6 separate regions of the Mus musculus genome follow, and all the other regions are linked to region 1. Evidence: chromatin loops called from intact Hi-C (ENCODE). Cell type or tissue: heart. All regions are shown on one strand. Links, peaks and the distances in the headings refer to the core of each region. The heading gives the core; the rest is flanking DNA.

The links. Peaks named below come from ENCODE experiments on the same cell type or tissue, not always from the same donor. Only the 100,000 strongest peaks of a DNase experiment are listed, where the experiment ranks them.
Region 2: a loop joins it to region 1, with 3 times the contacts of the local background. A loop is called at or near these places in 5 of 42 quality-filtered maps.
Region 3: a loop joins it to region 1, with 2.6 times the contacts of the local background. A loop is called at or near these places in 3 of 42 quality-filtered maps.
Region 4: a loop joins it to region 1, with 8 times the contacts of the local background. A loop is called at or near these places in 5 of 42 quality-filtered maps.
Region 5: a loop joins it to region 1, with 4 times the contacts of the local background. A loop is called at or near these places in 5 of 42 quality-filtered maps.
Region 6: a loop joins it to region 1, with 7 times the contacts of the local background. A loop is called at or near these places in 4 of 42 quality-filtered maps.

The regions. Positions count from the first base shown.
Region 1 is chr19:36,259,651-36,265,058 of GRCm38, forward strand. Gm32027 (a long non-coding RNA gene) reads right to left here and starts at 4,543. Exons shown (of 3, transcript XR_386674.3): 1 at 4,368-4,543. In heart, for the core only: CTCF peaks have their summits at 3,275 (motif pointing left) and 5,193; DNase peaks (open chromatin) are centred at 4,441 and 4,971; H3K27ac peaks cover 1,195 bases.
Region 2 is chr19:36,117,495-36,122,902 of GRCm38, forward strand. Ankrd1 (ankyrin repeat domain 1 (cardiac muscle)) reads right to left here and starts at 2,350. Exons shown (of 9, transcript NM_013468.3): 1 at 2,261-2,350; 2 at 1,725-1,904; 3 at 732-869; 4 at 340-447. The coding sequence starts at 2,287. In heart, for the core only: no CTCF peak of the experiment used is centred there; a DNase peak (open chromatin) is centred at 2,487; H3K4me3 peaks cover 3,031 bases; H3K27ac peaks cover 4,359 bases.
Region 3 is chr19:36,437,494-36,442,493 of GRCm38, forward strand. Pcgf5 (polycomb group ring finger 5) reads left to right here. Exons shown (of 10, transcript NM_001368691.1): 6 at 2,506-2,654. Among named protein-coding and RNA genes, the nearest start is that of Pcgf5, 30 kb to the left of the region's middle. In heart, for the core only: a CTCF peak has its summit at 2,833 (motif pointing left); no DNase peak of the experiment used is centred there.
Region 4 is chr19:36,108,083-36,113,490 of GRCm38, forward strand. It overlaps Ankrd1 (ankyrin repeat domain 1 (cardiac muscle)), which reads right to left. Exons shown (of 9, transcript NM_013468.3): 9 at 3,883-4,735. The coding sequence ends at 4,625. Among named protein-coding and RNA genes, the nearest start is that of Ankrd1, 9.1 kb to the right of the region's middle. In heart, for the core only: a CTCF peak has its summit at 3,231; no DNase peak of the experiment used is centred there.
Region 5 is chr19:36,180,026-36,185,433 of GRCm38, forward strand. It overlaps Gm32081 (a long non-coding RNA gene), which reads left to right and starts at 4,536. Exons shown (of 3, transcript XR_386675.1): 1 at 4,536-4,672. In heart, for the core only: a CTCF peak has its summit at 3,274 (motif pointing right); a DNase peak (open chromatin) is centred at 3,316; H3K27ac peaks cover 1,273 bases.
Region 6 is chr19:36,165,498-36,170,905 of GRCm38, forward strand. No RefSeq gene overlaps it. Among named protein-coding and RNA genes, the nearest start is that of Gm32081, 16 kb to the right of the region's middle. In heart, for the core only: no CTCF peak of the experiment used is centred there; DNase peaks (open chromatin) are centred at 1,104, 2,044, 2,824 and 3,824; H3K27ac peaks cover 2,034 bases.

The sequences.
Region 1 (5,408 bases), core at 196-5,195:
CAGACGTGATACATGCTAAGACCTGTTTCAGAAAGAGAGAGGGAGGGAGGAAGGAAGGTAAAAAGAAAGGGAAAGGGGAGGGGAGAGGAGAGGTAAAAAGGAAGGGAAAGAGGGAAGGTAGGGAGGGGAGAGGAAGAGGGAAAAAAATGGAGGCTGAAAAAAAGGAAAGAACACCCGTGAGCTGTGGGCACTTCAAATAACTTAGCAAAAGTGTAACTGGAGTCCATAAAACAAAAATATTTGAAGAAATAATAGCCGAAATTTGGTAAAAACCATAAAAGAAATCTAAGGTTAACAGGTGTGTGGGTGTAGGTATGGGTGTGTTGCTTGAAATAAATGAGAGAGAGAACCAAGAATCAACATCGAAGAAGGAGAACAGACTTCTGATCCATAACACACAAGAGAGGAAACAGAGGAGAAAATCCTCAAATTACTGAAAACAGTTCAGATCAGCATGCTTCACTCAGAGAAAATACCTTTCAAAATCAAGGGTAAAACGTAAAGACTTCCTCAGGAACAAAAAAGATATTTTGTTATAAAAACATTAGGGAAAACATACAAGATAGAAATTTGAGTAAACACAAAAGAATGAAGAGCTTAGAAATGTCAAGTATGTGGGTAACTATGTAGGACTTTTTGTTATCTAAATTTTCTATGTAATTATTTAAACAAAAACATTACAGTAACAGATTTATAACAGACACACTTTTTATTTGTTTGTTTAAGATACATATTCATGAGCTACTCAGAAAAAAAAAAAAACAAAAAAAAAAAAAACGACAGCTCCCCTGGGATCAGAGATCAAACCTTTATATAACTAACATTCTTAGCAACTCCCCTCTATAAAACATTCAGAGGAACACACTGTTCTTCAAAAGATTGGTTTCAGATTTACCTTTCTTTTCTCTTCCCTTTCTTTCCCCAAACCCTGAGCTAGATCTGCCTGCAATTATAAATGGAGGTCAACCAGGTCCTAAGGTCTGGGAGAAAAGAAACAGAAGCATGTTGTTGCAAGGTGTCGATAGCGAGCATGAAATGGTTCAGAATGTGGTAATCAAAGGAAAGTCCTACAAACCCTAATTCAATTACTGCCAGCAACTAGACTTATAGCTAATAAGCAACAAAGAAGCTAATATAAGATCATAAAATTCAGTTGCCTCTCAAACTATAACCAAGAAACTATTTTATATAATTTCCTAAGACACTGAAAACAATTTGCAGAGATCTCAGGCAGTAATTTACAGGGCACAGGAAGGAGTGGAGGGAATGCAGTCTGTGAACTGACTGAAGTACAAAGTAGATACTAGAATGGGCTATAAAGAATTAAGGGGTTGTAAAAAGCAAGAGAAGATGAGATTGAAGGTCAAAAATAAGAGTCAGCAGGAGAGAGATCTGAAGGGTGTAAGGGGGGTGTGGCGATGAGCACTGTGAAATGTTGTGCTTTATACATGGACCTTGCATTGTCCATACAAGACCGGCACAAGACGGAGCCCATCAGTCCAACACATATAGGGCAGGGGATCATGGAAGAGTATCAGATTAGGACCCCCAAGACCAAATTCTCAGCACAAAGGAGATTTATTTGCCCCAGGGGGACAGAGGGCAGGGAATAAGAGACCAAGACATGAGACAGAGAATGAGGGAGAAGGGGAAGAGAACAAGAGGGAGGGAGGAGGGGCATTTGTCCTAGAGGACAAAGGACTACTGCCTCTAGATAGAGAGGAGACAGACATGACACAAGGGAAAATGACAGTTTATAAAGGTACAAGGGGAAACCCTGAGTAAAGATGATGTGCCTGTTAATTAGGTGAGACAAAGGGGGCTTTGATTGCTGCACTCCAATACTTTGATAGCTGGACCTTGATCGATCGTCAGCCTCACGAGGAGGAAGGGACTAGACCTTGGTGGCTAGTTTTAGGAATTTAATCAAAAGGTTTTTAGCGAGGTAGATGGAATGGGAGAGAAGGGTAAGGCCTGCCAGAGCCGTGCTCACCATGCCTAAGCAGGCGAGTCCCTTCAATCTTGAGTTTCTATCCTTAAGAAGCTTTGGAAGTCAATGTCCTCTGAATGTGGTTGTATGTTTTCTTCAGGGATGTAACTACTGGTACATTGCCCATAATCAAGTAAATGACCCCAAATCCATACACATGTGTTGTGTGACAGACTTTTGCTGGGGGGCTGAAGCTCACACTTATCTGCTCACCTGAGCTAGGAAGTCCACAAAAGACCAAAGTATGACTACCACGGAAGTCCAGCTTGGCGAACAATGAGTTTCATTGGGATTAATTACAGGGATATGGGTAAGGGGTTACTTACAGGAGCAGAAATGACTCAACGACAGCTGCATCACCAAGGCCCAGCTAGGAGCTCAGAGCACAACACATGGCCATGGCGTGCAGGCAACTACAGTCTGGAGAATGTTCTTTCCAAGTGGATGAATTGATCTACATATCTTCTGGGCAACTCAGCTGGTCTGAGTCTTCTTTGAAGTTTGGCTTCTTTAAGAATATTTCTCAGGAGTCTTTAGTGTTTACTCACAGAGTAGAGGGGCCTAGTGAATCTCGTCAGTTTCAGGGACTTCCTGAAGCTATTTTGAGTTGTTTACTTTCTGTCCTCAGGAACTTCCCTGGAGAATGGAATGTTTCAATCTAGGACGAAACTACTACACAGCAGTCAACCAGAAAAGAGTGGGGCAGACTCATTACCTAGCAATGGTCAGGACTGGGAAAAATAAGAAAGACACAGGACACAATACAGCCTCTAAGCACATGTCCTCAAGTGATCCACTTTTTCCATGTAGGTCCTTCTCCTAATGTTTTGAGAGCTTCCCAAAATAGCCTGGGAAAAAGCCTATGGGCCTGTGGAAGAGATTTCATACCCAGACCACAGTCTTTCATATATGTTGCTTATTAAGAACATGTTGGGGCTGAGAGTGTAACTTAGTGGCAGATCTCCCCTCTAGTGTGCATGAGGCCCTGGCAATCCACAGAAAGGAAAAGGAACATTTGTGTGGAGGTACCGAAAATAGTGAGCAAGTGGAAGGGTTGTTTGTTGTTGGATAGGAAATTCTCAGGTCATAAAATTGTCAATTTTTACAGAGTGGATTTATAATTTTGAAATACCTTCCAATAAAATTACCAAATGGAGACTGGAGAAATGGCTCAGTGGTTTAAGAGCATGTATTTCTCTTCCAGAGGACCTGGATTGAATCCTACAACCCACATGGCAACTCACAACCATCTAATTCCAAGGGATCTGATGCCCTCCTCTGTCCTCTGTGGGTACAAGGCTCTCACAGGGCACACAGACAAACATGCACATAATAGCTGCACACATAAAATTAAATTTTTAAATTACCAATAGAAACTACTTGAAGTTAAAACAAGCTAAGTCATATGTTTTTATGTGAAAAAAACAAAAACCTCGACTTGCTAAAAACACTCTAAAATTTAAAATGGATGGGTAAACATTAACGCACATTATAAAACCACACTAATTTAAGCAATGTGGTAATAAGTCAATTAAACAAATGTATTTCTAATTGAAATACAGTACACACTCAAATACATTTAGACAGTCATAAATTGACATTTTAATTCATTGGGGAAAATATTATTTATTTAATACATGCTGTTCAAACAAAGGAATGACCTGAGTCTGAGAGAGAAAGTTGAATCAAGTAACTCAGACCCTACAAAATTAGTTGAAGATAAATCAAAGCTATGAATGACAAAATGAATTCATAAAAGCATTGGAAAACTAGACCTTCCTTTGTAACTACGTTGTAAAGCTCAACACATGAAATACTAGGTTAAAAATTAACTCTAAGATGTGGTGGGTTCTTTTGCATGCATATCAAAGAATGCAAGAATAAACCATCATGCAAATAAGTGGAAGAAAAAAATAATACTTAGACAAAGGCATAGTCCTAGCTTGATATCAGTAAGCACAAATTTACAGAGGCTGGCAAGAGAAAAAAATGGGAAAGTTTTATTTTTCAGACATCTATCTTTAAATCTAGTAAAACAGATGGTTTTCTTTCATTTTCCAGTATATCTCTCCAGCACCTTAATATCACAGTTGCTTCCTCTTCTTGAGACTTCCCTGATCTTCCCAGGTGATACTTCTCCCACATCCCCCATGTTTATTCTTTTAGTCCTCTTCAGACGCCCAGCACTTCATTTAAGTCTTTTAGTTATCTCCAGACACCAGGCACTTTATTTAAGTTTTATGACCACTGGTCTCCCTTTAAGGACAAGCCGAGAGTTGATCAGTAAATAGAAGTCATCTCTCTGGCTCTCCAAGGAGACCATCCATGCAGTTTGGACCAGGTTTATTTTAAAACCTATCCAGGTTCTTTCTCTTACCTGGTCTGCTCTCTATTGGCTGTATCACAAGTGCCTGGCACACGTCCCAGTACAACTCTTTGGTACATTTTGATAACGGATCTCCTCAGTCTTTCATGTTGAATCCATACACACAGGTCATCCCTCACTAAGGGAGGTTTAGAGCTAGCTGCCTTCACCATGAGTAGCAGGCCTCCTCTACCCTCCCCTGAATAGCCCAGGAACACAATGCAAATGTTCCAATGAAGTGGCTCACTGTTCTCGGATATTTGCTGAAAACTGTGTTAACATGTCATTCTTGTGGTTTGTTCTAGACTGAGGCGTTGCTAACCCCTTGGAGTTTACAAGACCCCCATTAAGACTTCCATACTTGTAAGAATTTGTGCTGAACCAAAGTCAGCTAGGTTTATATTTGACATTTCCTATAATGACTAGAAGAGGGAAAGGAAGGGAAAGGATGTTATTCTAGTTGAATGCCTATCCATTGAGAACACAAGAACCATTTTGGGTTTTGCCAAAATTAGCATTGCTGGATAAATCGGGAACCTTATATCCTCCTTGTTGCCAGGAGAGCATGCCAGCTAATTTTAGCCCATGGTGTAAATATAACCTGCACTGATATGCACTGACCTTTAACATCTACAAGGGTCAATGACAGCCTGTACCAGCCAGAGAAATGCCTATGATGGCCCAGTCGTGACCCAACTTTCTGAGCTGGATCCCACTTCTCCAGACATATTGATTTTTCTTCTTGGAAATGACCTTGGAGATCTCTTGGCTTGGTACCCAGTTCAGGGATTGGTCTCTGCTACTTCTTGGAGCCTAAAATTGCCCCAGCCACGTGAGCAACATTGGAAAGCCCTAGAGGCAGACATTCAGTCATTTTCTCTCAGCAGTGTAACCCTGAGGCAGAAAAAGATTAGAGAATCAAGTTTTAAAAGGAAATATTGAGTATAGTATATTTTCTCTCTCTCTTAAAAAAAAATGTCCTCTGACTCAACTTCTGGAACAACATCTCTACCAGTGAACACAGTGTAATTGCTTACTAATATAATTGCCAGA
Region 2 (5,408 bases), core at 218-5,217, 140 kb before region 1:
TCAAAGACACTACTAATAATATCTTTCACCAGAAGTAATTTTTTGGCCTTGCCTTTATGGAAGTCTAGACCAAGGATCTAAGAAGTTAAAGATGAACTGACCTCGTATAAATCAAACAGAATTATATGAGAACAAGAAAAGCCTCATGCAATCCATCATGCTAATCTAGTTTTGGCGGTTGTGGGACAGAGGGGAACAATAATCTCTCTCTCTCTCTCTCTCTCTCTCTCTCTCTCTCTGCTACTGGCAGATGTAGCAACAGCTGGAGAAACTTTTAGGTGGAAGACATTGAGACTGTATTTGCCAGCCTCCAGGAAGGCACGGCACAGGCTTGCTTACCTCATCGCAGACGTCGGGGCTGTTCTTGTCTGACAGGAATTTCTCTACAACTGGCAGTTTGTTCTCCAGCGCAGCTTTCAGAAACCTCGGCACATCCACAGGTTCAGTCTAAAGTGAGGGAAGAGGAGGGCAGGAGGAGACAGACAGAGGAGGAGAAGGAAGAGGAAGAGGCAAAGGGAAGGGAGAGGAAAAGACAAGACAGGAGAAGAAGGGAGAGGATGCTCATAAAGAGTAGAGGAGAAAGTGGGAAAGAACAAAGAAGAAAGAAATTGAGGAGAAAGGAGAGAAAAGGGAAAGAAATCGAAAGTGGCCATGAGTTTTGCTGCCGTCGTCCCTCCACAGGACTCACCCCTGCAACTTATAAGGATGTGCAATAACCAAACAGTCCTTACCATAATTTCAGGTTCTGGCTCCTTCACAACTGGAACTTTGGTTTTCTTGTATTTTTTCCTTTTCTTCAGTTGAACAATTATTTCAAGGTCTTCTAAGTTTTCAAGCTTTGATCTTTGTTCTAGTTTTTTCTTTTTGAGCTAACGAAAGGGGGGAAAAATCAAGTGTTGAAAAATATATAGTGAGTTCTAACTATTGTGGTACCTGAACAAACCCTGCACAGCCTGAGCAAACTGTGAGTGGGCTGAGAATGGGAAATCCAAAGCACTTTCAAGTGAGTGTCTGACTTCAGGGATTTTATTTTCATTAAAGTATTTGGGGTCTAATTTTAATCTAAGTCATATTTACTTCCTTTGCTTGTAGAACTAGTCCTTGACTAATTGGTTAGAGGCACGACATAGTCTCTCAGTAATCATTTTGTAATTAGTACCATAAAGCCCAGATTTCTATAGAATTTGTTTTCTCATTCTCAAAAACTAACATATGTTTTAACCAAGGGTAGAAAATACAGATAAATTCACAAATACTGATGCCATTCTCCTTCACGAGTCTCTGAAACGGAGATTACTGCTGCACTTCTAAATTTGTGTTAGTAATCTACAAAAATTCAATAAATAAATTTCAATAAACATGGCAAGCTTATTCTATGACCCGTGGGCCACAACTCAATGTTATCAAAAAGAACAAATCGCCTTGGCTCAAATTGAGTAGGCAGTGTGTGATGTTGGAGCTTTTCTGGTTATCATTATCTGTCTGTCCTTTGATCAAAACGTGGTCATAGCACATTCAATCATTGATTCAACCCTCCACACAGGAGGAATCCAAAAGTAATTCCCCCAGTCATTTCCATGTGCACTGCTTCTTTGCATCATGCGCTTCATATCTGGTGAAAAGACATCTTTAGAGCAGTTTTTATTTGTTTTCCTCCTCTCTTCCCCTCTTCCTCAGGGACCTCCGTACCCCACTCCCACTAGGATTTTGTGGGAGGTCCTCACCTCTGCCTCTCGCAGTTTCTCGCTTTTCCGTTGTTCCTCCCCCTGCTTCACGCTGTTGGCCGGAAGTGTCTTCAGGTCCTCTTGCTTCTCCAAAGCAACAGCAGCTTCATATTCTCCATTTCTGAACTCCCCAGGAAGGAATTCCCCTGCGGCCCCATTGCTGTTCTTTTTGCCTGTTACCTGTATGTGAAGAAGATGTTGAAGTCAGAAGCAAAGCTACCCATCTTGGGGTAACTGTCCACAAACAATGCCACAGGAGGTCCTTCCTCTCCATCCAGCGACAGCCACCTTCAGGCGGTGCACTGTCTGGAGCATAGCTCCAGGTATCCCAGGTGCCTGCCTTCCTCTCACAATTAAGATGAGCATCAGGTTAGCACATGAAAATTCACTTTTAACCCACTCAACCCACTCAACCACCTTCTCTTAGGAAGTCACTAACGCCAACCCCACATTATTCCTGAGAAAGAAAAACCATCTGTATTTTCAAATAAAAGCCAAGATTAAAAAAAAAAAAAAAAAAAAGATGTTTTACATACCAGCTCCTCTACTCTCAGTACCATCATGTTGGCAGCCGTGAGTCTATGTTTTTCTCTCTTGTGGATGAACCCCTGGAACTGGCCCTGTGGAGCCCCTCCACACCAGCCCGTTATATAGCTAGGGCTGGGTGAGATAATCTTCCAGCCTGGGAAGCCAAGTCACACCCCTGCCCCCACCAGTGGCCAATTCAGAGGCAGGTGAATTTTCATTCCAGACTTAGTGTCTGGGAAGCCCAAGAGGGAGATGACAAGCTGGCCGCGGCGTATGCGAATCAGGAAGAAATGTGAGAGGGTCATTCCTTTGGCAGTGACCACACCGCTCAGCAATGCGAGTCATCCCACGTATCGGGAAGCCAGGGGACAGCTGCCTGTTAATATTGCACCACATCGCTGCTCTTTTTCCTTCTTTGTCAGCTCTCATATGACTAACGTATCAAGAAAATGCAAGCACTGTGCATCACACTTACAGCCATATCTTTCTGATAACTGGACTTATCAGCACTCCAGTTGGCTGGGAAGTGTTGCTTTGGGACATCCTATTTCTGGGGATAATCAGCCCGAGGGGAAGGAGATGGGTCTGGGTGCCACTTGTCTCTATCTGTTTGGAATTCTCTGGAGTGATGTCTGCAGCTAAAATGGCCCTGTGACATGCCATCGTACCAGCATTAGGAGAAATTGAAAGCATTCAGTAATGCACTTTGACTCTATGGTGTCACTGGCCATAATTAGTGCACCACAGGCTCACCGTGTTCTAAATCTGAAGGCTAATCAGAGGATCTACCCCAAAACGGGCCGAAGTGATGCACAGAGAGATGTGAGTCCAGTTCTTAGCAGAAGCACAACTTGGATGCTGTCAGTAAAGTTTCCCAATGCTGTGGGAAAAGCTTAAGAGAGCCCGAGAAAAATGTGCGTCTGAGGCTGGAGACTCATGGGCTAATGATAGAGCATCTGCCTAGATACACGGGGCTCTCGTGTTCTATTCCTAACACGGAAACAAAAAGGCCCCAAGCTTTGCTGTTGAGAGAGGCAAAAATACTTGTTTCTGGCTTGTCATCGCTAAGATATTAAAATGTGAAAAATATAAATATTTAGATCTTTTTATAGTTCGAGGAAAGATTCTATCGTAAGAGCCACATAAAATACTTTTTTTATTTTTTATGAAAGAGGAGAGTGAAGGGGGTGTCAGTAGAAGAGGGAAGTGTTAATTAGGGTGTTGTGTATGTTTGTTATGCTGGCCATCATATATCTGTCTCTCCTCACTCACCCTTCCATGAACATGGGGTAAGAACCCCCACCCCACTTCAGCTGTTCAACCAGCAAATTGTGTTTCTAGAATCTTCAGTACAAGACATTGCCCTGAAAACCAACACACTAATACCTTGTCCTTCGTGGGTTCCCCTCTCCTAGTGTTCTCTCTGTCCTATCTGTCCTGAGACGCTATCAATGGATAACTGTTGGTCTTCTCGTTTTCATGGTTAACACTATTTTCTTTGACCTCTTGAAGTGACAAGCAGCTATGGCAGCTTTTCTCATTCCTGTGGCCGTTTGTTCCAGGCCTGACTCAGAGCTAAGGGGGGCTGAGAGTTGAGACCTTTCCTTTGAGGAAGGACTCTGGGCTGCTGAGCAGTCTTGAATCTCTGAGTATTTTGTGCCTCCCTAATTCAAGCAAGGCCAAGGATCTCGATTCACAGAGATGACACCTAGACACAGAAACATTAGGCTACTTGCTATGGATGCAGAGCTAGAAGGTGAGGTTGCGTCTTCGCTCCACCCACGATGCGTCTTGGCTCCACCCATAAGAAGCAGACCTGGTACATACAGTTCCTACTCAGACTTACTAAGAGCCCCAGCAGAACAGCTGAAAGGCTTTCTGTGAACACATCACTTTGAAGAATGAAGAATGGACAGAAAGGCTTTCCCAAACCTTTCCCCACCCAGGTGATTTTTCTCTAGAACAGTGTGGCGGCCTCATGTTGTGGTGACCTTCAATCATAAAATTATTTCATTGCTATTTCATACCTGTAATTTTGCTACTGTTACGAATCGTAATGTAAATACCTGACATATAGGATAGATGATATGTGACCCCTGTAAAGGGTCGTTTGATTCCCCCAAAGGGGTCGAGGCCCCCAGGTTGAGAACTGCTGCCCTAGAATCAGGCTGATCCTGAAAGAGAAGCTCCAGGAAATTCCCAATGAGCACCTTGTAGAGGATGGGGCTTGCAGAAGTGTTGGGATGGGCTGAGTTTCACAAACGGACTAGACTAGGAAGTATTCATGGGTGGCAAAGCCACTGTCAGGCAGGCTGTTCCCCTTGGGTTAGGGTTGATATTGTTAAACATGAAAGGATCCTCTTTTGATCATTTATTATGGTTTGATTTGGGGATTTTCACAGTGCTGGGCATGAACACAATGCTTCACACATGCCTATGCAAGTGCTGTACCATATATGCATGTATATATACATGTATATATGTATATATGCCTAACAATAGATAAGGGTAGATTGTGCTTTAAATGATTTGTATTCACCAAAATCAAGGGCAAAACTTCTCAACTGGAAGAGAGCTCCCATCACTTACGGAGCTTCCTTCCCATAAAGGTTCATGTAGTAAATAAATTCAGAGGTTTGTGTGTTTGGCTTTATCACAGCCTCTCAGCATAACCTTTCTTTGCCGCATCTCCAGTCATTTGGCACAATATGAAGTATCTTTGATGAGAACCAGCAAGGGAATGGTGCCAGAGCTCAGCTGCTGGGACAGCACAACCATTGCCATCTTCTTGGGGTTTATGCACTGATAGATGAAAAGAAAGATAATCAGAATTTTAATCCACTGTTCAGCAAGAGAATGTATGAGGGAGAGACACATTCCTTATTGGCACCCAGCTCCTGAAAAGGGTCCCGAGATTCCACCCAGGTTCAACTCCAAGGGTAATTTTGTCATTTTGCATAAATACCAAATATTTCATTTTCACCCATCTAACTCTGTTTTTAATGGCACAGGTAATATGCATATCCACTTTTAAAGATCAATAACATAGAGATTGTTCCTCAGTTGAGCTCTTACTAAGCAATAAATTTAATGTATGACTTTTCCACTTACTAACAGGCACTGGAGATCATTCTCTAACAGCACAAACAGATTCTA
Region 3 (5,000 bases), core at 1-5,000, 180 kb after region 1:
ACTGCATGACTCCTCTTGAAGGTAATTGGAAAGAGGACATTGGACTTTGGGGAGAAAAGGAAGGAGAAAACGGGATAGAAATACTAGCCATAGTTTCAAGACAGGAAAAGGTCTGAGGTAAGAAACAGGCTTCGTGTGCACCTCGATCCTGAGAGCATCTCAGTCTTACCTCACTTTACGCCACTTTAATAGGGACAAAGGTGGAGTGTGGCTGAGAACCAGGTCAGGATTTGTTGTGCTCTGACGCTCTGAAGGGAACACAGGTGGGAACAGTGGTTCAGGCTTAGGTCTTAGGTCTGTCAGCAAGTGTCTCTGTGTACTCATCAAGATGTTCCTGTCACCAGACTCAGTGTCCAAGTTTCTACTTGGAGACCCAGGTAATAATAATTTCAGCAGGGCTGGGAGGGAGATGGATGGACAGAGAGAGGGGGAAGAGGAGGAGGAGGAGAGAGAGCGAGAGAGCTGGAATGCATATTGGGTGAAATGCTTGCCTCAAAAGCACGAGGACCTGAGTTTAATCCCCAGAAGTCATGTACAAAGAGGCGTGGGCCAGCAAGATGCTCAGTGGGTACAAGTGTTTTGCACAGACTCTTTGGTCCCTCAGTCCCTGAAGATGACAAAAGAAAACTGACTTCAGAGATTTGTCTCTGACATCCACATGTGTATCTGCACACACGGTTTTTATGTAAGCACTGGGAAGGCAGAGAGAGGCCGGTCTCTGGGGTTTGCTGGTCAGCCAGCCCAGCCTAATAGTTGAGTTCCAGGCCAGTGAGAAACCCCACCTCAAAAATACAGGGTCAATAGCATTGAGGAAGAACATCCAAGATTGACTGACTCCTGGCCTCCATGAACACATGCACATCCATGCACACATTTACACACAGTAACAACAACAATTTCAGCAGAGTGGAACGTATTACTGGCCAGAGTATGTGTATGCATGTACATACAGAGTGGCTGTTATGTTAGCCACAAAAAGGATATCTAGCTATAAAGTAATATCATTCTTCATGTTTTTACACACAGACTTCATTCAGGATTCTAAAATCAAAGTGGCCTCTGTGCATATGTGAATTTAGTCTCTCAGTTCACATAGGAGTTTTTATGAGTTATAAAGTCTCATAAAATCAGTGCCATTTAAGATGGATACGGAATGGCTTCAATAGTTAGACTTAACTTGAAGAGGGGAAGGCTTTTCATTGATCTAGGTGTTTGGTTCATAAAAGACAGTATCTGTACATGGGTTCTATGTAAATGAGGATACATGAATTACCTAGCTGTGTATTTCATTTATCCCTCACCCTGCACTTGCCCTTTTATCTTTTCCTGGGCTCTAGCACCATAATGATGAGAATGGTAACTCTTTGTATTTGTGACAAGAAGCAGCCAGGAGGAGATGGAAAGGGAAGGAGAAAGGAAGTTGATTACTCTGTGACTGACAGTTCAGGGATGCTGTTATGACAGGGAAGGCATGGGAGCAAGAGCAGGAGGCTCCTGGTCACTTTGAATCCATTGTCACAAAGAAGAGACCAGGAAGTGGAGCTGGGGAGTAAAACCTCCAGACCCACTCCCAGTGACCCACTTCCTCCAGCGAGGCTCCACCTCGTAAAGGCTTCGTAACCTCCCAGACAGCACCGCCATTCAAGCACATGAGCCTATGGCGGGGGGTATCTCCTGTTCGGTCTTCATGCCTTTAATCGTGTTATTGTTACCTCAGACTAAGCACACTGCACGTCTAACGCGTTGTCCAAGCTATTCCATATACGTCAGTCGATACAGTTGTATTCATGTAACAGTATAAGTAAATGTTGTTATAGGAAATATATTCAAATTTTCTTAATGGAATTTTTAACATGTTAAGTGGCTATAAAGCGTGTTTTTACAATTATTTTTTCTGTAGTTGGTTTTATAAATAATTTCAAGTTTTGAGAACTTTTAGGATACCAACTTAGTTTTAATTTGAACACATCTTTTATTGAATTAGGAAGAATTTTGTATCCTATTTGCCTTCTAAAGTGTCTTAACCACTAATTGCACTTTTTTGTGTCCAAATATAGCTAATCTAGAATATTTCTTAATCCCGAATCTTACTCTGTATGTTACAAAGGTGAGAAGAAGGCTCTTTCTTTTCCCACATTTACACTAAACCCATGTACAGATACTGTCTTTTATAAACCAGACATGAAGCTCAGTGAAACTCACCCCAAATTAAAGACCAAATCCAATAATATTTTAAAAGGATAAAATAGGAAAAGTAAGATAAAATTCATAAACCAGGATATACAAAAAGTCTAGAAATATTACGCTGTTTTAAGTTTCTGATGGCCTCTGATGGATATTCTTTCCATTGTTGACTTTGTTGAAGGGTTTCAGAAAGTATTGATATTTTCAGTCAGTCTTCAGAGAGGTTATGAAATATTTTAGGTTGGTCATTGCTTTGGTGAGTGCCATATTATTGCTTGACTTTAAACTTTGAGTTACATGAGTCTTGCTTCAATTATACAGATGATATTTCGAAGGTTGACAAGTCTAAAGCAGATGAGGAAGGTGATGAAAACCAAGATGATAAGGACTATCATAGAAGTGACCCGCAAATTGCTATCTGTCTGGACTGTTTACGAAATAATGGGCAGTCAGGGGACAACGTAGTGAAGGTGAGTGGGCAGAATTCATTTCTTTTACCTTTGTTGTTGTTGTTGTTGTTAATGTAATGCAGTTGAATACCATTCTCTGAAATTCCAAATCTGGGAATAGCCAGTGTTGCTTTCCTGGTAGCTTGTCCTCCCAGCCCAGTTCTCCCAGACCAGTGCCACCATCTAGTGGCTAATTTTTATAATGCAGCAGCCAAAACTCAGACCGATGATTTAAGCTGTGTCTCCAACCATTTTATTATCTTTAAACTTATTATTTTTAGAGGTTAATTTTATTTTATATGTGTAGGTGGTTTACCTGCATGTATGTCTGTGTGTCATGCGTATGCGTGATGATGACAGTGGAAGCCAGCAGAGGGTGTGGGAACCCCTAGAAGGAAGCACAGGTGGCTGTGAGCTGCCCTGTGGGTGTCCGCTGGGAATTGAACCTGAGTCTCTGGAAGAGGGCTGGGGCTTTCACTGCTGAGGCGTCTCTCCAGGCCTAACCTCAATCATGTTGTGTAGTCTTCTGCTTTTAGTTAAAACTCTATAAGCCTCATGTCATGGCTAATATATTTTATTAAGAGAAGAGTAGGTTTTGAAGTAAAGCTGTGTTATCAAGTGTCTATGAGTGGATAAACTCCTTAGAGACTTCTATTATTGTCTACATAATCCTTGTTCTTCATCCTGTCTCCTAAACATTGCTCTGACTCTTAGATCTGAAAGCTCACTGCTGCCTCCGTGGTTTATTTTCCTTGGGGTTTGAATATCTAGCGTGTCCTGGTTTCTTAGTTGGCAGCAGCTTTCATATAAATATTTACTACTTTAGTTCTTAAGTAGTCTTTTGTCACTTTGTCCAAGCACTTATTAGTCATTGAGGGCATTGATTTTCTCTGTACTTTGTTTTATGCACAAGTTCATATTTATTTTTTGTTTCTAATTTTCTTCATCTATGCTAATCTATAGCTCTTTTGGGTTGAATTTCTTTGCTATTATATTACTAATAATGGTACTTTATATTGGGAAATTAAAAACAAATAATTTTAACTTAGATTTTCATTTAATCAGCATCTTTCAGCAATGAATATATTTGACTATAGTAAGCAAATGAATTCATTATGTGGTAGTTAATATAACTAGTAAGAAAAAGATCTGTCACTTGCAACACATGAGTAGTTGCTAGATGGGTTGTCGGAACAGGAATATGAAGTAACTGCTAACTGCTCGTGTGTAAAGGATTTCTTTGGAGGAAAAGAAAATTTTGGAATTAGATATTGTAATTGTTGAACAACTTTATAAAAACTACTAAATTGTTCATTTTAGACAGTGACTTTATGGTGTTGTATTTCAATTTAAGAAGTTAAAATCATGCTTGCAATTCCTCTGATTGGTAGAGATTAAAGCATAATACTAAACACAAAACTGAAGAATCATTGAGTTGTATCTATGCAGTATATCTTCTGATATGCAGATATACCAGAAATACTGATCCTTTCCAGATAGCTGAGCAAGGAGGGTTAGGCACAGATTCCCCGGCAGTCTCTTGTGAGCCCCTGGTGTGTATCACAGTGCTTCCATTTTCCATATGTCAGGAAAGAAAGAATGAGAAGCTCTGCTCCTACTTCCTCTCCACCATCCTGTCTTCTGCCCCCGACCGTCGTTGCCCTCTTTGTAGCTGGCTCTACAGTAGTTCTCAGGTGCACACAGCCAGGAAGCAGTGCAAGTTTCATTTGGTTCCATTATAAAATATTCCTGGAGAAAGTGCTCATTGTTTCTAAGTATTTACAAATCAACTTTTACATAATACAGATTGGAATTGTGTTAGATTTGTGTCAGTCTATTGAATTATGAATTCTAGAAACACTCTTTTGTCATGTCCTAAAAATGTTCCCTTAACTATTTTGACAACTCTGAATTATTAATAACTTGTGGGAGGCAGTACAGGTCACCTGGGGTGGGGGGCTTTGTTCAAGCTTAAAGAGTGAATCAGAAGCACTCTTCATGTAAAACAAGAGACACATCAAGGCATACAGAACTTAGTGATGTACAGTAATGTTCGGTAGCCTGTCCCTGGGGAGTGTTTTTCCTCAACCCAGAGCCCACACTGTATAGCTTGCAGGTACTAAGGCGGCTGTGGATGGAGCAGATGCAGTATCCAGAACTCTCCCAAGGCTAATGTCAAACTACTTCTGTCTCTGAAGTTATTTTTAGGTTCTCCATTATACTTAACAAGTGCCTCCTGCTTTCAGAAGTAACATCATTTAACAAAATATTTTGTGTCCTTTTACTTAAACTCTGCTTTCTTTATAGAAAAAAAAACATGTTAGAGAAAGACAGATTGCGTACTTGACAGGGTTTTGCTAATTCACA
Region 4 (5,408 bases), core at 210-5,209, 150 kb before region 1:
GAGAGCATAGTCAGAGGCAGGGACTCTGGGAGAGTCCAGAGTGGACCTGGCCCTGAGCCGTGTGAGGAGAGGAGGGAGGAGAAGAGAGAGGGGAGAGGAGGTGACCAGGTGCAGCAGCCAAAGGCCCAAAGAAAGCAGATGAAAGAAGCAGGTTTTTAAAAAGATGGTTGGAAGCAGAGCACTGACTATCACAAATGCCCCTCTGACTTGTGCTGTGGCACTTACACGCACACATGTAACCAACCAGTGTTGGAAGAAGATGGATTCCTGATCCACGTCTGGAGGCACAGCCCTAGAGTCCAGCTATTCAGGAGACCAAGGTAAGAAAGCCACAAATTCAAGGATTGCCTAAACTCAGAAAGAGTTCAAAGCCATCCAGGTCAATTTAGGGAGATCCTGATACAAGAAAGCAACAATAGAGAACAGAACAGGGCATGGGAGCACTGTGGGGCTGCGGGGTGCTGTACCGATCAGGTTTGGGCACTCGCCTGTGTCCTAGAGGCTTTGCCTTTAATCCCCAGAACTGAAAAAGAATAGCAGCAGCCAAAGCTTAAAGATATCTTAAGACAAGGGGTTTGCATGTGATCCCGAGAGAAATGGGACGACGACGACATTGAAGGATTTGAAAGAGACTGGCTGGGTCAGATTTGCATTTTAGGAAACTTCTGGCCACAACTAAAAACAGAGAAGTGGGACTGGAGAGGGTCTCAGAACTTAAGAGCACTTGCGTCACCTCCAGAAGACCTGAGTTCAGTTCCCAGCACCCAGGCTGGGTGGCTCAAACCACTTGTAACTATAGTTCTAGGGGCTCCTACACCTTCTTCTGGCCTCTGGGCTTCTGAATACACATGGTTTCTCTCTCTCTCTCTCTCTCTCTCTCTCTCTCTCTCTCTCTCTCTCTCTCTCTCTCACACACACACACACACACACACACACACAGATAGACATGTTTTTTTTTGTTTTTCAAAGAAGGATGTTTGAGTAATCCTGATGTTTCAGGCTTTGCCTAGGTTGGAGGGCACAGATTACAGAGCGGACTAGAAGTCAGCGTGTTTGATAAAACTTGGTCACGATCAAAAGCTCTGAGTGGAAATAAAGTCAAGAATAACTTCCAGAACTCTCCATTGTAAAATATGTCCTTCTGTGACAAAGAGAACACAAGAAAAAAAAAAAAGACCATAAGTGTTGCGAAACTGTCGTGAATCGGGATTAATGACAGAGGCAAAAAGGAAATCCTGGAACTCAAAGGAAAGGTTAAAACAGTTTATTTATTCATAAGTATGCACACGCGCACGCACACACACACACACACACACACACACACACTTCACTAACCACCGATCTGGCTGATGTCGTAGCCTGGCTGGATGGCAGCGAGCGTCAGGTAAGCTCGCGATGTCTCTTGCTGCTTTTCGGGTTCCCACTTGAGCTGGACCCACCCGATGCGGGCGAGTTCTCCTTTGGCACTGGGCGTCCACTTGCATTCATCTCTCAGCACGACGTCTCCATTGGATTGAGTGAGTCGCCACCAGACCAGGGATTTTTTTAACAAATTTCAGCCAATCATAACTAAGGCGTTTACACATTACCTCCCTTACCTTATCTCATTCACGACCCCCCCCCCCTACACACACACAAAATGGAATGGTTTCCATGGTTACATGGCTGCGGCTCGGAAGCTGGTGCACCGGTGGGTAGCTTTGCCTCCCTGGTCCCGCGTTCCTTACAATAAGCAACGAGTTGGTTCAGGGGGAGACAGGGGCTTCTGAGACCTATCGGTGTGGAAGAAATGGAATTTTCCCCTTAGATATTTCTCTTTTCCACTCACAAAGATAGAGCCATAGTCAGAGCCAGTCTGTCTACCTGCTATCATTCTACAGGTCTCCTGTGCCCTCTACTTCTTTATTAGTACAAAGGTTTAAACGTGACAGTGCAAAGCTTATTTTTAAGTCTTTTCTCCTTTTAACCCCCAAGCTCTTTGGGGCAAAGAGGCTCAAATAAGACACTTTGGTCAGATACTATTATGTCCACGTTATACCAGGCAGATATGGACATGAGCAAGAGAAACAGTCTGTATTGGAAACATTTACTGGATGCCCAGACCTTAAATGTGCAACCGCAGATCTCAACCTGTGGGTCATGACTCCTTGGGGTGGAATAACTCTTTCTCAGAGGTCGACTGCACTATAGGAAAATACAGAGGTTTACTTTATGATTCATAACAGCAAAATTACAGTTATGAAGTAGCAATGAAATAATTTTATGGTTGGCAGTCACCACAGCGTGAGGAACTGTATTGAAGGGTCGCAGCACTAGGAAGATTGAGAACCGCTGACTTAGACCTCTGTCCAGGTGGCCAGGGAGGGATGACAGAGAGAGAAAGAACTGATAGAATGAATCTGCCATTCGGTTCTTCATATGAGAGGGGGACAGAAAGAAAGGGCCCCCCCCCCAAAAAAAACATTTCTGGCCGTCAGCCCAACCCACGTGTGTCTGTTACTGTGTGGTTGAACAATGTCTTGGCTACAGACCGTGCCTGTACTCTCCCACAGTGATGGAGGCACGTATAAAAAGGAGGTTCGTGAACACAGTCCTACTTGGTGTGAGTTTCAGGAGAGCACAGGGCTGGAGTTTGACCTGTGTCTTCCACAGACTGTGTGCCAAGTTCCAAACATTCCCCACACCCTTGAGCTTGTCGAAGCTCTGCTGCTGCCTACAGAAATGTAGGCTGGAATAACCCTTGTTCTTTTTGGTTTTTTGGTTTTTTTTGGTTTTTTGGTTTCTTGGGGTTTTTTGGTGTTTTTGTTTTTGTTTTTGTTTTTGTTTCGGACTGTCCCTCAATCTTACCACCTCCAAAAAGAAAAAATCATAACTGCCCCATCTCCATCATTTATAGACCTCCACATCTTAGACGCTCAAAGAGAGCATTCCACCGTTCCCTTCACTGGGCTTGTATGTTTATTTCCTACTTATTTCTTTATACTTGTCTGCTCCAGGAGCTCAGAGACAATCTTTTTCTCACCTCCGCTCAACATTTGGCAACAAACCTTTTCCTGCTGGAGGTCAAAAGCCATTGACCCAGAATGTTCTCTCAGGGGGGGCAGGAGGGGAGCCTTTGATCCTGTCAGCGCCTGTCCACAATACAGTGATTGATAGGCCCCTAATTAGCGAGTCAAGAAGCCCAGATGAAAACTTAAGAATTGCTTCTTTAACCTGCAGTAATCATTCTTCCCACCAGGGGTCTCTTTTTCCACATTATTGGAGCAAAACAACAACTGGTTTTTGTTTGTTTGTTTGTTTGTTTTGGGGGGTTGTATCATAATTCAGTGGCAGGAGCTGGTCAGAAATGCAGATTCACTAGTCCCCCCCACACACACCTGACACCAGTTGAGGGCAATTCTTCAGTTTATCAAGATCCCTGGGTAATCTATCACTCCATAAGTACCAAGACTGGTTTCTACAAGGTATTTCTTCCCACCCTCCTCCTCCTCCTGGTCCTCCTCTTCCTCTTCCTCCTCCATTTCTTATTAATTTTTTATTAATTTTTTTTAGAGTTGTTTTACTCTGATGTGCATGAGTGTTTTTGCTGCACACATGTATGTGCACCACACGCATGCCTGGTACCTATGAAGTCAGAAGAGAGCATCAGGTCTGCCACCCTCTTTACAAATTGCTGCGAGTCCTCCTGTGCTCCTGGGAACTGAATTCGGACCCTTGGTGCTCCTAATCACTGAGTCATCTTTCCATCCCCCGAGATTTCTAATCTGAAAAAGCAAGAAAACACTGACAAATGAGCCCCTCCCTAGATGGCCCCTTTTACATGAGAAATCCCTACCACTGATCTGACAAAAACAAAAAACAAAAAAACCTTAGAACACGGCCGAGAATTAGTTTGCATTTATTATAAATATAAAATATACATACAACACAATATACATTTATACATTTACAGCGCGTGTCCTTTTGATTTCTTCTTTCATCGAACTCAGTTTTCCTTGGCCCCATTGCCTACTCCCTCCATCTCCCTACATGCGGCACTCCTGACGTTGCCTTCACCTTGGGACATCGACATCATGTGATCTGGTAAACAACCAAACCGAACCAAATCTGTGGGTGGGTGGCGAGCCTCCGCGCCAGTCCTGCGGAACTGCTTCCGTTCCCGTCTGCGTTACTGCGTGCCTTCTGTTGCTTCATTCAGATATCAGCAGTGAGAATTCAGAGAAGGGCTGCGGGGATCAACCCTTGCCTTTTAAAAAGTACCTTGAATAGCTTTATGCAAGTGAGAACACAAAGGGGTGCAATTAGACACCATTCACCCACACGGTTTAAGAGCTATGGGAAGACTCTGAATGTACATACAGATGAAGTCTTGCTCCCCCAAAATGATGTTCATGAAAGCCTGAATACTGGTGCTATGAAATAAATAAATAGGTAGGAATAAATAAAAGTGGTGAACATCACTAGAGGATATTTTAACACCTACAACCCAGTGCTTTCTTGAAGCTTCTTTGAGCATCTCTCCCTATTTGGCTGGCAAACAAAAGCTGGATTTTATTGCTAGTTGCTCTTCTGTTGGGAAATGCTTTAAAAATGCCTGCGAACAGCTCCTGTTGAGTCTCTTTTCTCAGAATGTAGCTATGCGAGAGTTCTTGTAGGCATTCTCCTTGAGGCTGTCGAATATTGCTTTGGTTCCACTCTGCCAGTGCAACACCAGATCCATGGGGGTCTTCCCAGCCTACACAGAAGAAAGGGAAATTTGACTTCCGGGTGACTGTCAGTTTGCACTCTCTGCACCTATGCTAATGAGGTATATTATCAGAGTATATGGGTTTTATATGAGTGATCTACATACCGTTTATTCAAACTATCCTGTCCCTGTTTTTTCATGATACTTTTATTGGCTTTCCCATCTACCATCCACAGAACTATCAGTGGTGCTGTCAAAAAAAAAAAAAAAAATTCCCTGGTCCCTACAATAACGTAACACCTCAAGTCATGGTGAGGTTCAAAAATGTCTCCAGACACCCCTCCCCTCCAGAATGCACCAGAGACCTGGGAGGGGAGAGACTCCCAGGACTCATAGGGAGGGACCTTAGATGAAATGCCCAATAGTAGGGAGAGGGAACTTATAGAGCCCACCTCCAGCAGGAAGACAGGACATCAAGTGAGAGATGGAGTTGCCATCCCACAGTCACATCTCTGACCCATAAGTTTTTCTGTCTGAAAGAATTACAGGGGTGGAATGGAGAGGAGCCTGAGGAAAAGAAGGTCCAGTGACAGGCACAAAGTGGGATCCAGCTCAAGGGGAGGTCCCAAGGCCTGACACTATTACTGAGGCTATGGAATGCTCACAAAAAGGGATCTATCATAACTGCCCTCTGAAAGACCCAACAAGCAGCTGAAAGAGT
Region 5 (5,408 bases), core at 177-5,176, 80 kb before region 1:
AAAAAAATCAAAACTGTTTCCATCATTTACGCTTCATATGACCTTGGGAAATGTTCTAAATGGTCTGTCCCATGGATTGCTTAGGCTAACCCAAGAAAAGTAAGTTACTCTTCACAGGGAGGTTGTGAAATGCTTTGAGGACCAGCCACAGCTATTGTCGCCAGCCTGAGAGCTCAATGAAGTGGGTTCTTGGATGAGTCCTCTTGAGTCTTCAGCACAGCCTCTGCTCTTGCTGGAGGCTCAGAAAGGAAGGTCTAGCCAAAGAGAGGCTCCATACCTGTCTAGACTCCTGGCCCGCTGTAGCCTGAAGCAGCCCCTAGAGAGGCTATTGATTCATAGCAAGTTTGGCAAAAATGGGATGCTGAAAGGAGAGACCTTCCCTCGGTGATGTGAGCACCAGGACTCTGTGCCTGAGTCTGTGTAGTAGCCAGGAGGGACAGACAGCTCGGGAAGCTAGAGCTAAAGACTGAGCTTTGAGCCTCAGGCTGGTGGCACTGCTGAGAGAGACAGCTGGTGCGGTTCTCGCTCAAGCTGCTCACCTGCTGTCGGTCCAGTGCAGTGGGAAGAGCTCAGGGAAGCCCCCTTCAGCTCTCCGCACTCACTGGAAAGGCCATTGTGCTCCCTGGAGAGGGGGTGAACTGTGGTGAGCCCCAGGTTCCCCACTCTGGGTCGGAGGGACACTCATTCCCCAGCTGTGGCTCCTTCCGGGATGGGTCCTCATCAGAATCACCTGATGGTCATGGTCTGTTCCAGGACAATCTAATCAGGGTGAGCAACTAGGACAGTCTGACGCCAGAACCCAGGGAAACAGCTCAGGTTCCCGCGGAGAAGGCTGCCAGGTTATGTGTCTCCCTCCTACCAGAGCCTGCCTCCTCTTTCTTCCTCACCTAGCCAAGGATCTCAAGAGGGAGAGAGATTCCCTCCTCCCTTACCCCACCCTCAGTGAGTTGCCCAAGAGACACCTTCCCCAGAGGACAGGCGTCTCATCTGGCCTGAATGGTCCCTACTTTCCCTTTCCCAGGGGGTCGTCTGGGGTCACTTGACCTGACTTTGGCAACATCTGCAGGGAACTGGACACAGGATGGCCCAGCACTGTCTCTTCTGCTTTGGTGGCAGTTTGAGTCAAGTAACCCACACACAGCAAAGAGGAGACTTGCTCCCATGAAAATGTGTGTGTGTGTGTGTGTAGGGGGGCAACCCCACTTTACTTACTCTCTGAGGTTTGGCATCCATTTGTGCTTTTATCCTGCTGTGATTGTATAATAAAGCTTACCTTATCCCGTCCTGTCTAAATGCATACATATTCACTTAGAGAGTTTTCAAGATCCAGTGTGAAGCAATAAAAGGTTCTATAAGTCTAGAATATGACTTACTTTTCATCTATGTGTGCTTAATGTAACTTGTAGGAAAACACAATACAGTTAACCCAAATCAGTAATGAATCTTTTTTATCATGTGTGTGAGTTTTATTTATTCTCCATGACAAGATTTTTCTATAAATCCTACTTTGACTTTACAAAGCCTCAAGTTAAATAAACCATTCAACAAATAAATCAACAGAACTGGAAACAACTGAGAGTTGTGGCCAATATTCTGTTGCCCAGAATGGAGAACTTTCAATAAACACAAACATTAATAAACATATACATACACTGATCCACCCTTCTAGTAAAGTAACTATCTGTGACATGAGCCACATGGTCGGACTTTAGCTGCAGGGTAAGGACTAGAAACCTTGGGAGATGATTAGTCAGTGGGAGGGGCTGACCTGTGCTCCAGACTGACAAAGGGATGTAGCATGTCAGACTTGCCAGGTACACTGGAGGACTGTGGGAGAGAGAACTTAGCATGGCTGGGAGGGCTGGGGAAGCCGCAGAGGTGATCCCTAAACTGCAATTGGAAGGGGCATCTGAGGGAGGGGCAGCCTAGGAAGGAACTTCAGAAGCAACAGGACACATTTGCAGGGTTACTAACAGGTGACTTGTGGGCAGGACAGGAGCCCTAGTCTAAGGCAGAGCTGGGGTTGAAGAGAAGGCAGCAGGCTGACCCTGGGCTCTCTGGGTGATGCTGTGGAATTTGGAATCTTTGTTGATTTTTTTCCACTTGCTTTATTTCTTCTGATCAAACAGAACCTGGTGGCTCTGAGCCCCGGCTACCACTCACAGGCATCTAGCCCCAAGCATCCCCAGGAGACGCTAAGGGTCCCTAGATGATTATTATCACATGCATATTACTAAGCTGACTGACTCTTCCAGTGTGTCCAAGGATTCTATTATATCACTAATGGTTCCAGAACCAGGACAATCTGTCATCCTAACCAAGCTAGGGTGGCCCTCCTGATGTGCCCAGGGAAATAGGGCTCGCCTGCTCATGAGTTGGATTCTTCCTAAAGGTTCCTCCATAAACCACAAATAACCAGCTCCCTACCTCAGCAAAATACCCACTACAGCTCTCGATGACCAAGGTCTGCGGAGTGGCAACTACCTTTCCCCCCTACCAATGAGCAGCAGGACAGTCACCCCTCCCTGCCATGCCACCTTCTGAGGTGCCCACAGCCCCACAGAGATGAGCCAAGCCTCGGTGTAAGAAAGGTTTGTGAGCGAGTGCTTCTAATTCCAGGGAGCAGTCACCTCGAGGGCAGGCCTGCCAGAGCCTTCTGGTGCTCCTGGCCTCGGGGCTGGCTCCAGGTAAGAGAGTCCAGCACACACCCACAGCCAGGACATTTGGGCCAACTGTCAAATGGCTTTCAAAGTCTCAGGCCTGCTTGCTTCCCAGAGAGGCAAACACCACTGCTGCCATTCAAGATTTAGTCCTTCACTTCCTTGGTGGTAGGTTTTATTTAGAAGGGCTTAACAGTGGAAGTGTTTGAGGACTTCGGAAAGACTGTTTAAAGGAAGAGACCGTTGGGACACGTCATCCCATCACACACAAGCACACATCTGCATGCCCCTCCCCTTCTATTTCCCCTTGAATTCGGGCTACAGTATGGATTTGATGGTTGGCACCCCAGCAACTGTCCCGTGACCTTGAGAAGAAACTATTCATTAAGACTATTTAGCCTAAAAGACAGATGAAAGCCTGAGTCTTTGGGGGACCAACAAGTTACCTTAATAGTCTGTGACTGGCCATTTCTAGCCTTTCTTTTAGAAGGAGAGGTAAATCTTGTGTGCATAAGATACTGTTACTGAGGTCTCACCTAATCCTGTGTAATTGGCCCTTCTTAAAATGACTGACAGGGAATTTATGTCTTAGGGACTAGTCCCAAACCCTACCACAAGGGGGTAGCCTTGTCCCATAGGCCTCCATATAACACCAGCACCAGCGATCAGTGTGGATGAGTTATATCTCAGACCACAGTTGGCTGCTATGGCCCAGGCTGGCTGATCTAGGCTGAAGTCTATCTCATCGGTTAACCCAGATCTCTAGCTACTGTATGTGATTTCCCAAGGAAAGAAAACATGTGGGGAGGCAGTCCTGATGCAGCCAACCCTTTCTAAACAGAGCAAAGAAGCTCTGTTCTAAATCACCTTCAAGTTAGTGGTACGTGCTGACTTCTCGGTTCTGTTTTTGCTCCTTTCAAGGTCTTTCAGGAGGGTTCTGTTTTTGTTTCTTTCTGTGGATTCCTGTTAAGACACCTGTGCGGCAGCTCTGATGGCAATTCTTCCCTGAAATGGCTGTCCAAAGCTCTGCTCCCTGCCTGTTGCATGTCATCCATCGACTCTTGTTCCAGCTACATCTCAAAACTCAAAACTCCCCAGGTAGAAAGTTCCAGTGACTACAGGCCTGAAGCTGGAGGAATGGTGGTTCATCCGGGTCTCAGGCTGAGAGCATATTGCCGTCATCAGGAAAGAACAATGCTATGAGACTCACTGTGAGCTGACGCACTAAGGCGTTTGTACTCTGCTGACAGTGTCAGGGCCCATGGCTGTGGATATGACTCCTCTTGGCCTGCCTCCAGTTCACAGGCTAGCGCTATACAGCTGAGGCTCGAGGATAGATAGAAAGCTAGCCCCCACATCTTCTCACCTGGCTTTCCTTCCTAGATGGCTGCATCTGGTATGAACAAATCTGGTACCTGGAGATAGCCTAGCCAAAGTTGAAGGATCATCCATCCCTCTGAGACATATAGGAAGTTCCCACCTATGAGAGAATCCCAACGAAGGAGAAAAGATCAAAAGCATTAGAAGACAAGAAGCAGCTTCTTGCCCCAGAGGGACCCCTTGGGAGTTGAACCTAGAACATATAAAATGTAGGATACCCTGTGACAATGACATGTTTTCTATCTGGGCAATAATCATACATTATTGATACTTTTCTGAAATTCAAATGTAATGGCATTTACTGGCTTTATTTTGCCGACCTTTGTTGGAGATAGAGAATCTGCTCATTGTGGAGTGGGTGGGGACCTAACAACATATTCTGGAGCACATCAAAGGGGCTGACTAAAGCTGAAACAGCCATAGGCCTCCCGGTCTTGCATGCAGGTTTCCCAGAACAGTTAATGTCTCCTTGTTGCTTTATCGTTTCAGGTGCGTCTTGCTCTGGTGTGATGGAGCCCATCACCGATGCTGAGCAGCTGGCAGGCCAATGGCCTCCAGGAAGGATGTGCCTAGTCAAGCCCAGCGCCTCCTCGGAGGATAAACACTCTGCTGTTACAGGGGCCAGTGGTAAGGTAAGGCCATCTCAATGGCAACTTCCCCTCTGTCTTTCAAACTATGGAGAAATGAAGGGTTTTTGGACCACCCCTCAGGCTCACCTCCTCTGGACCACCCTCAGGCTCATCTCCTCAAGACCACCCTCAGACTCCACCTCCTCTGGGCCACCCTCAGACTCACCTCCCCTGGACCACCCTCAGGCTCACCTCCTCTGGACCATCCTCAGGTTCACCTCCTCTTGACTGATTCCCCCATTTCTGCCAGGAATCTGGTAACACAAAAGCTCTTCTTAGTCACAATGTATAATCAGAGCCCACAGGACACAGAGGCAAAAATGTGCTCTTCTCTCCTGGATCCTGTGAGGACAAAGCAATACTCCCCAACCTGCCTTTTTGGTTTGCACACCAGATTTAGCAGGCATAAACACAGGAAAAGAACAGTGAGTGAATTGGGGGAGGGGAGCTGCAGGAAGAACCCTTCCTTCATGCTAATTCCCGTTTGACATCACCTCACCATCTGTTCACACTGGTGGTCTCACCAACTTCAGCTTTCCATTGTCACCCATGGTAGTCTTTTGATGGAGAAGGTCCTGCCTGTGGCTTCCCCACTTGGCTCTCCTGCCCTCCCATCTAAGAGCTGCCAAACCCTTTCATCTTAGTTTCCTACTAGTCACTTTTCAGGTCTCAGACCAGCCCATGTATGCTCTTTGGTTGGTGGCTCCGTCTCTGAGAGCTCCCAGTTGATATTGTTGGT
Region 6 (5,408 bases), core at 158-5,157, 94 kb before region 1:
GCATTGCCTTTCTATGATGTCACTTCAATCGTCTTTGGCAAGAGAATTTGAATTTAAGAGTTTAGTTTTAATCAAAGACAGCTGGAGATTTAGTTCAGTCAGTCGCGTGCTTGCTAGCATGTGTCATGCCCTGGGTTCCATCTCTAACATGGCATAAACCAGACGTAGTGATTTCCAGTGCCACATAAGCCAGACATAATTGCATATGCCTGTAATTATAACAGTCAGGAGGTGAATGCAAGAGGATCAAGGTTAGTTTCAGCTATAAAGAGTTCAAAGCTAGCTTTGGGTATAGATGACCCTGTCTTTAAAAACAAAAAAGAACCAGTAAGAATAAGTAAAATCGGAGACAAATATGACGCACTTCCGGAGAAAACATTTTTGTCTTTCATGGGTAGATTTTTCTGAAAGACCAAATGAGAAGAAAATTGATACAGAGCTCAGCTGAGGGCTTGGTTCAGTAAGAAACCTTCACCCAGAAGGACTAATATTGCAGAGTAGAATTAGGAAAATGGAAAGACATGATTTTTTTTTTTTTTTTGGATTGGAACTGTATTCACATTTGTAGCCATCCTTGTAACTGGAAGAGCCACATGGCTAAAAACTGTGGTCTAGGGGCACTTAATAGGGCTGTGTATCCTGATGCAGAAGCAGGCACGAGATACTGTAGGTTACAAGAACTGCTCTCTATACCTGTGGTGCCCATTAAAAGTATTAGTCCTCCAGGGTTGGGTCCTTCTGGACCAGGCGTAGTCGCTAAGAGCTGGTGATTTTGCAAACCATTTTAGTAGCATTTACTGCTGGGAGACATCCTCTTGAGAACATCAGAAACTGGCATGATAAATCTTTTACTCACTATGTTTATATCCTGACAGAAAACTTCTGTTGCGAACAGGAAAGATTTTTTCCCCCAAACAAATGCGATTGATGGGAACACATTTTTTGCATGTTGTGTCGTAGGTGCCAAAGTATTATGATTATTAATAACAACAGCTTTCATTTTGATAACCTTCACAAGTCCCATTGTGCTTGAATCTCAAGGTGACCACACAAGGTAGGCAGGGCTGACCTTGACTGGCCTTCCCTATCAGGAGCATGTAGGGATTAAATGGCTTGCCAGTGTCACAGGGTAAGTCGTTGGCACAAATTGCAACACAAATACCCTGACAAAGAAGTTAGCAAAACTTTCTAGTCTACCGTTCTGCTACACCTCAGAAATAATTCCATGGATCTAAAAACAAACACAACAACAACAACAACAACAACAACAAAATGAAACACATATCCATGAACACCCCCTAGGAAACTTCAGTTACTGATGGCAGACTGGTTTGTAATACAAGGAACTGTAAATGCAGATTTAGAGGGTAAAGCAATCAGTGTAAACAAGTACTAGTTTGTCACACGCTCAGTCATTTGAAAGGGATCCAATGGCAGGGGCTTTCTTCCAACCAGGCAGATGCTAGAATGTGCCTGTGTCTACACAAATGCATATTGTGTTCTGCACCCTCGGGCCTACAGAGAGACCACAGATTCCTGAAGCCTAAAGATGGGACAAATCTGTAATAATTTACAGCAACTCATGGTACAGGGGAGGCAGTTTCAGTGCCTTGCTCAAAGTTATACTTGTAATAGTTGACAGGCATAAGACAAAACCCCAGACCCTCAGATACCAGACTCAGCTCAGAGTGTGGTGCCTCTGAGTCCCTGGGGGACTCCAAGTTACTAACACACCAACACATTCCGTTCAGTTGAATTTAATCACATGACCACAGAAGGCTTAGAGCAACAGAGGCTGGAATCAAAGGTCTTCACCTTGCTTTGGGCTGTTTTGACAAGGAATGGACTCTCTGGAAATCAGCTTCAACACTGCATGTCCCTGAGCCTCATCAACAAAGTGTGGAGCCAGAGTTGGCTGGGGCTTGGTGTGGTGTGAAGCCCATGACAGGGCTTGGCTCTGTGTTGCCTGTGCTGTCTACACAGCTTAGTTCATCAACCAGAGTACGGTGAGGATCCCAGAAAACCAGGCCAAAACAATTCAAACGCGTGTAGCAACAGGGCTATGGAAACTACTCAGGGGCTCTCTCAGGGGCCTTTCCAAATTGTCCATCGGGAGGTTTGTTTTCAAACCACAGTCCAAGACCAAACCACTTAACCAAACCGGTTATGTCAGCAGCTTTGCCCAAGGTGTCCCTGAACAGCTGTCAGCAGGACTCTAAAAGGAACACAGGGGCTTGAGACTTGCAAGCTCTGGGGTGGCCTGAAAGCAAGGTCAATAAGAAAATTCCCCTTACATCTCTGTTCCAAGAACTTAGTCAGACAACGTGTCCTGGAGGACTCACCATAACCTATGTGGTAAATGCTGTGATATACTGAGTTCTTCCCAGAAGTTGCCCTTCTTCATGGTAACTGCAGCCCCTTCGCTAGAAACAGCTCACATTTAAAAAAAAAAATCCCTCACAGGTGAGCCCTCCATTTCTGGATTCCAATTAAGAATGGTCATCACAACATCCACGTTCTACTTTACCATATAACAAAACATCCACAGGTCCCAGGGCTTAGAACGCGCTGGTAAAGGTAGGCTATTAACGAGCATACTATAAAATCATGCAGCGAATTCTCAAGGCTTACTTCCTGACTCAACGTGTGCATTATCTTCCCTGGAATGTGAAGTCATCTTTGGATTCTGTTTTTGTCATGTGCTTGCCATGGCTGTGTCAGGAAACCCGGCCTCAGTGAGGAGACCTGTGATTTGATTGGTAACTTTATTGGGAAACACCAGAACACCAGTGATAGGTACAATCTATCTGCCACTTCTAAAACCTGTTCTTGTGTTTGCTCTCTACACGCCAAATCCAGTGTCTGACCTCACCCCAGAGGGGAGGGTTTACTCTCTTTGACCAAATACTATTCTCAGAACACTGTGGTGGGGTGGAGTGGGGTGGGGACAGGCGAGGGGTGCTCAAGCTTGTGGGCAGATTCCTGTGTTGCCTCCATAAACCTGCTTCTGGCAGTGGAAAGCTGGCACCCCAACCCTTCTGATGGGAAATCTCAATAGCTGATTTTTCACTCCATGACTAGAGATAGGAGGGAATTTCACATTCTGTTAATCCTGAGAGGTGCCCTGAAACTTCATTTTTTTTCCTTACCCCAATCCTCTCAGCATGGTTTTCTGTTACAGAACTGTCTACTTTCTGGCACTACCATGAATAGCTGAAGGAAATCAACCTAATGGGAACCAAGGGTTTATTTTGTCTCCAGGTTGGAGGTCTCAATCCATGGTCAATTGGCCCTACTGCTCTGGGCCTCTGGGCCTCTGGGCCTCTGGGCCTCTGGGCCTCTGGGCCTCTGGGCCTCTGGGCCTCTGGGCCTCTGGCCAGGAAGCATTCCCTGATGGAGGAACCTAACCATTCACTCTATGGTAGGGAAGCAACAGAGAGGAAAAGGAAGAGACTGGAATCCTCAACTCATCTTTTTCAGGGTGTACCCCCAATGGCCAAACACACATTTTACTGGGCCTGACTGCTTAGAGTTTATGTCACAATCCCAGAAATGAGCTGGGGACTAAGAATGCAGTGCACAAGGTGCTCAGGAACATTTGAGACCTAAATTATATGTGGCAGGATATAGACTTAGTTCTATGATGACCTCTACTCTGGCTAGACTGCTGACTCCCTTTTGATCTATCTATCTATCTCAATACAGGGTCACCCAAGAGAACATGACCTCTGCAAAAGGAGCCTGCTACTTGCAGTCCTTGAAAGGCTCTGTCATCACAGCCTCCCTGGCAGTGCCAAGCAGGCAAGGACAGGCACCAACACTGAGAGACATTTTGGCACTCAAAGGGAACTCATGTCTGCCATCTGCAGACATGACAGCCAAGGATATGACCCCGGGGAAGCCCTTCGAATGGGTCTTTCCTTGTTGTGTTTATATTTAGCACAAACAAAAACAAAACCTACAGCTGCTTTTATCAGTGGCAGGTATTGCATAGCAACCCAAAATAATAAGGGGCTATCACTACCTCCCCTCCCCCCCTCCCAGTTAGGATGTGTTCTCCTCAAGTTTGGAGGTTTCTAGACAGTTGTCTGTGCTTGGCTCACGTGACATGCACAAATTGTATGGTATTGAAAAGATTCAGAGGGGGAAAAGACTGAATTTTAGTCCTAGTTTAGAAAGTTTTTTTTTTCTATTCAGATTTTTGAATATGAAGTATTTGGGCCAGTGAGATGCCTCAGTAGGTAAGGGCATTTGCTGCCAAGTTCTTGACAACCTAAGTTCTATTCCTGCAACTCACACACTGGAAAGAGACTCAACTTCTTCAGGATGTGTCCTCTGATTTCCACATGTGTACCTTGGCATGGGCTTATGTGAGCATCCACAAACAATCTAAATAAATAATGTAGAAAAGAAATATTTCAAACGTGTCCAAAGGTAGAGAAAATAAACCAGACAAACACTTGACCAGGCTGAGTAACTAATTTTTCTCTGCACATTAACAGCTAAAGCCAAGGCCCCTTCCTCTGAGTCCCTACTTCCTTCCACAGAGATCTCTGGTCTGATCTGTGTCTGTTATTCTTGCCCACGATCATGAACTCTCACTGAATATTTATAAATTCCAACAATTTCAGTTGTTCTATGTGTATTTAAATGAGCATAAATAGGATGCACACACATGTGTATGTGTGTGTGTGTATGTATGTATGTATGTATGTATGTATGTATGTATGTATATATGTATGTATGTATAATCTTGCAATTTGCTTTTCTTTTCCAACAGTAAAATTTAGAGATTTGCTTATAATATATGAATACAAGGCAGCCATAAGTACACTCTTTTTAATTTCAGTCTAAGGTGTCACCATTTGCTAGTCGGCCATTGGAGGGTCAGCTTCTGCTTACTCTGCGTTTGCTTGCAAATGCTGTGCATCTGTCCTTGTCTTCCTGGACATACATTTACTCAGGTGGAATTTTGAGTTGATAGGCACGTCAGTCGCCCCATCATCCCATGCTCCCAGCTGTGCCCATGTACACTCTCGCTAGAATAAGTTTCTGTTTTCCTGACCTCAGCCCTTGTAAGTTTTCAAGTTCTGATCTTCCAGGTGCAAATGGCATCTAATCCTTTTATCGTGCATCTCCCTCATGACTCGTGTGCATGGAATGTTTGTTTGTTTGTTTGTTTGTTTGTTTGTTTGCTGGCCAGTTCTGGTGTGGGAGTCGGGTGTGTGCATGTGTGAAAGAGCCATTCTAACCCCCTGCTCTCTTCCCATATATCTGTTACTATATTTACTCTAAAATTATTTTAGTTGTTAATATCTTCTCTCAATCTGCATCTTGCCTTTCACCATGGTTTGTTATATATTATAGATAGCACTTTAATATAGTCAAATTAATATATTTACTCAAGG